Linked DNA regions of Homo sapiens: region 1 is linked to region 2. Evidence: read pairs that join two places in POLR2A ChIA-PET (ENCODE). Cell type or tissue: endothelial cell of umbilical vein. All regions are shown on one strand.

Region 1 (2,500 bases), 230 kb after region 2:
GCACCATCATAGCTCACTGTAGCCTCGACCTCCCTGGCTCAAGGAATCCTCCCACCTCAGCCTCCCAAGTAGTCGGGACTACAGGCACACGCCACCACACCCGGCGAATTTTTATATCTTTTGTAGAGATGGGGTCTTGCTATGTTGCCCAGGCTGGTGTCGAACTCCTGGGCTCAAGTGATCCTCCCACCTCAGTCTCCCCTAGTGCTGGGGTTACAGGCGTGAAACACCATGCCCTGCAGTAGATAGACATAGTTTATAGATTAAACACCTAATTTGCTAAAGCCAAAATAGTTGGCATTGTAAAGTTTATTATCATTTAAGTCTTAGCCAGGCTTTTAAGAGCTTCAAATAGACAATTCTTCTGGCATTTCAGGACCCAGCTGGGGAGCACCAGCTAGGTTTCTGGAGCCATGTGGGCTCCGTGTATCTTTTCCATCGTATTATTACAACAGGCGTGTTTGATTGGCACTTGATCATCCTACATCTCACCACTGTCCTTTGAAAACCCATATTCATTCTGAATCTCCCCATTCTTCAGATGAGAAATGTGAGGCCCAAACAGGCTAAGGTTATCCAAGGTCACAGTCAGCTAGGGTAGGACCAGGTTGGCAGCCAGGTCTCTGACACTTGGCCTTTTCTTACCTGTCTGTGTAAAGCCCACGTGTGTTCCTTAGATTCATGCATTTTATTTTATTTTATTTTTAAAGACAGGATCTTGCTCTTTTGCCCCAGGATGGAGTACAGTGGCGTGATCATAATTCACTGCAGCCTCAACCTCCAGGGCTCAAGTGATCCTCCCACTTTAGCCTCCCAAGTAGCTGGAACTACAGGTGTGCACCACCACACCCAGTTAATTTTTAAATTTTTGTAGAGACAGGGTCTCTCTATGTTGCCCCTGCTGGTCTTGAACTCCTAGGCTCAAGCAATCCTCCTGCCTCGGCCTCCCAAAGTGCTGGGATTCAAGGCATGACTCACTGCACCCAGCCAGACAAGTGCATTTTTCAGGAAGATGACCAGTTCCCAGATTCTCTTTCCACAGCCTTGGACATGAAGTTACCCTTGACAGCGGGAGCCACTCCAGGGCACATGTGCTCTTTCTCTGTGGCTCTGCTACAGAATAGCGGGGACCCTGGGAGGTGACAGGCTGAGATCCGCAGACCTTCACGAACAGAGCCCCTGGAGAAACAGAACCAGAGACTCTCTTCAGATCCAATGTAGCCAGATTCAACCCCACCTAGCAGGGATGTAGTAATTGTAGTAACAAGGACAGTAACAGTGCTAACCACCATTTACAGAGCACTTTGCCATGTGCCCACACTGTACTAAGCTCTAAGTACCCAATATTTTTTTAATCCTCATCAAAGCACTGTAACATATAAACATGATCCCCATTTTATAGATAAGGAAACTGAGGCTTGGAGAAGTCAAGTCTGGGTGGGTAGGTTGGTTGGTTGGTTGATTGGTTGATTTATTTATGTATTTAGAGACAGGGTCTCACTCTTTTGCCTGGGGTGGAGTGGCACCATCACAGCTCACTGGAGCCTCCACCTCCCAGACTCAAGTGATCCTCCTGCCCCAGCCTCCTGAGTAGCTGGGACTGCCGGCACATGCTAACACACCCAGCTAATGTTTTGGGGTTTTTTTTTTGTTTTTTTTTTTTGGTAGAGACGGGGTCTTGCTATGTTGTCGTGCTTATCTTGAACTCCTATGCTCAAGCGAGCTACCACACCTGACCCAAGATGTTGAGTCTTATCTAGGTTCACCCTGCAAGTACGTGGTGGAGCCAGGATCTGTCGGACTCTGGAGTCCAGGTTTGCAGAGAGCCCCCGGCTCATCCTGGCCTCTCCGGCATCTCACTTCCTCCCTGCAGGCACGTAGGACCGGCCTCAGCTCTGTCAAGATCTGCACTGTAGGACCCCAGAGATTTTTTTCTTTCTTTGGGTAGTCAGACCCATCTGCAAAAGTTTTGCAATCATGAAATCAGATAGCGTATGAAATGCTAGGAATAAGCGCAGGTCTAGCATACCACGCGGCCAGCGGTAGCGTGACCTGACAGGAGGAGTGCGTCTTCAGAGACATTGGGAAACTGGCGTGCCTGTCGCCCGTCCCAGGGTCAGAGTCTTCGAAACCAGGCTTTCTGGGAACCCAACAAGGAGTTTCTGATCGAAGAACCGCACTGAGGACAGTTAGTCTTTTTTCCACACTGGGCATTTTCAGCATTGGAAGTCAATGGGAGCCCTGCGTCTGCAGGTTTTGAGATGTGGCACTCACAGCAGGGTCACTAGAATGGAGACATCCATGGGACCAGGTTACAGGCGCTCCGGCAGTTGGGAGAAGCGTCGCCAAGCAGCCTCCCCTAGGCTCCATCCAGCTTGTCTGCCCAAGACAGAAAACGTCATAGAAGGTTTACAGAAGAGATCTTGGGGACTTCCTAGTTCAACTGCCCCTAGGTAGATGGCAGAACCCTCAATGGAAGCTGTTTAGCTCTCAGCAAAAC
Region 2 (2,500 bases):
ACCTTGTGATCCGCCCGCATCGGCCTCCCGAAGTGCTGGGATTACAGGTATGGGCCACTGCATTTTTCTTATCACCCATTCTCATTAGCCTACAGCAGGGATTGGCAAACTGTTTACTGTAAAGAACCAGATGGTAAAATACTGTAGGTTTCGGCAGGGCCATATGGTCTGTTACAAAGACTCAACTCTGCTGTAAAGTAGCCATAGATAATACAAAAATGGTGGGCGTGGCTGTATGCCGATAAAACTTTATCTAAAAAGACAATCAGGCCCATTTGAACTCCTGTCCTGTAGAGCAGTGGCTGTCAAGGTGTGGCCCAGGCCAGCAGCATCACAGGACCTGGGGACTTGTTAGAATTGCAGATTCTGACCAGGCGTAGTGGCTCACACCTATAATCCCAATACTTTGAGAGGCCAAGGTGGAAGGATTGTTTGAGGAGTTCAAGACCAGCCTGGGCAACATAGCGAGACCCCGTCTCTACAAAAAAAAATACAAAAATTAGCTAGGCGTGGTAGCATATGCCTGTATTCCCAGCTACTCAGTAGACTTGAGGATTGCTTGAGACCTGGAAGGTTGGAGCTGCAGTGAGCCGTGATTGCGCCACTGCACTCCAGCCTGGGTGACAGAGCGAGACCCTGTTTCAGTAATAAATAAATTAAAAGTACAGATTCTCGGGTCTACTCCAGACCTGCTGAATCAGAAAATACGCGGGCAGGCCCAGCCGCCTGTGCCTTCACCAGCTCTCCTGGTTAAGGCCTGAGAACCCTGCTACGGAACCCCGAGTACCTTTCAGAACATGTTGACCTCATTCGCAGGGATCAGTGGCCCTTTGTCATCTGGTCTCTGGCCAGTGTCCCTCCCTCATCTGGTGGACTTGGTACTGATGCCGAACCACCTGTGGGTTCCAAACGTGCCATTGTTTCTCCCACCCACGCATTTGCACAAATGTGGTCCTGTGTGGCTCACTCCCTTTTCTGCCGCCACCTTCTCCCCCACTGCGCCATGCTGGTCTCAGCTCGGGGCTTACCTGGTCCCAGAGGTGTGTTGGGAGGTCCCCACCCCTTGCCTCTGCCCGTTGCCTTTTCCACCCCTGCACTGGGTGTGCATAGGTGCGCAGGGCACGTGTGTGTCCTCTGCGGTCACTGACTTGATTGTCTGCCTTTCCCAGGAGGACATGGGCTCTGTCGGGACATTTTATCCGTCTGTTTACAACATGAAATAGACACCTCCGAAATGTGTGTGTGTTCCGTAAATGAAGGAGCAGAGGGACCCCTTCGGAGCATCTCAGAGGCCAGGAAGCCTGGCTTCTGGCCGCCCTGCCCGCTCCTCACGTGTGAGGGGAACTGGGGAAGTCGAGTCAGCCCGCTGGGGTTCCTGATTCTCTGCGGTTCTGGGAAGAGCTTGCAGTGGAAGGCCTCCCAGCCATTTCCTCTTCTCCCCCAACTGTGACTCACTGATTGATTAATGTTTGGAAATTGTGACTCATCTTGTTAGAGAAGGAAAAGGAAATTTTATTCTCTTCATTCTCCCTCCCTTTCAAATAAGTAATAAATAAAAAGTGGCTGATCTTCCACTTGGTGCGGTAAGAAGCATTTAAATACATTCCCGGCCCTCATAATTGGTGGCTTCTTGGAGAAAGGTACTTATTAGAAGAAAAACACTTCCCTATGTGTTGTTGTTCGGCCTTCTCGTTGATGAAATTACACGGTGAGTTGGTGAGCGAATTTACCTTGCCCCTTTTTAAAGGTATTTGTGGCAGCTCTTGTTGTAGGAATCAGGGGAGAGGAGCCACTTCTCTTTTAGTAAGAAATGCGAAGAGTGGCCTCTCCATCTTCAGAGTTTCAAAATGAGTTCACTCTGGTGGTGAGTAATGATGTCTTAAGCTGGCTTATTAAAGGCGGAGGAATAAGATGTTCTTGCTTTACCTCACGTACCAAATATAGATAAGGCGCTGGATCAGCAGAGCCTCAGGCCCGTGCCAGGACACAGTCGGGCCTGGCGATGTCTGTTTTGTCTCACGACTGGAGGGTTGAAGGGGAAGCACAGCCTTTGCTTTTAAGGGTTTTCTTCTGGGAAATCCACAAAAAAAAAAAAAGCATTTGTTCACTTCTCACGTTGTGATGTTGAAATTATGGCTTGGAGTTTTACATTTGCCTTTTAATTCTCTTTATGGGCAGCATGTCTGTATGTCTTAGGCTCTTGGTTCTGGAAGACCAAGTAAATTCAGTATCTTTTCAAATTGTAACCCTCTGGTCTGGGTAACACAGCAAGACCCCCATCTCTACAAAAAAAATTTTTTTAAGTCAGCCAGGCATGGTGGTGCACACCTGTAGTCCCAGCTACTCAGGAGGCTGAGACGGGAGGATCACCTGAGACACGAGTTTATGTGTCTGAGACGCCTGAGACAGGAGTTTATGACCATCCTGGGCAACATAACAAGAGCCCATCTCTATGACAAAATGTGAAAATTAGCCAGGTACAGTGGTGCACACGTGTAGC

Evidence for each region. Peaks named below come from ENCODE experiments on the same cell type or tissue, not always from the same donor. Only the 100,000 strongest peaks of a DNase experiment are listed, where the experiment ranks them.
Region 1: POLR2A ChIA-PET joins it to region 2 with 6 read pairs; 4 of 35 experiments call an interaction of 5 or more read pairs at or near these places.

The regions. Positions count from the first base shown.
Region 1 is chr7:102,183,957-102,186,456 of GRCh38, forward strand. The region is part of intron 11 of CUX1 (cut like homeobox 1); the gene reads left to right. Among named protein-coding and RNA genes, the nearest start is that of SH2B2, 100 kb to the right of the region's middle. In endothelial cell of umbilical vein, no CTCF peak of the experiment used is centred here; no DNase peak of the experiment used is centred here.
Region 2 is chr7:101,951,738-101,954,237 of GRCh38, forward strand. All of the region lies in intron 2 of CUX1 (cut like homeobox 1), which reads left to right. Among named protein-coding and RNA genes, the nearest start is that of CUX1, 140 kb to the left of the region's middle. RefSeq lists enhancers at 581-1,107, 752-1,951, 1,108-1,633, 1,292-1,586. In endothelial cell of umbilical vein, no CTCF peak of the experiment used is centred here; a DNase peak (open chromatin) is centred at 1,454; H3K27ac peaks cover 1,740 bases.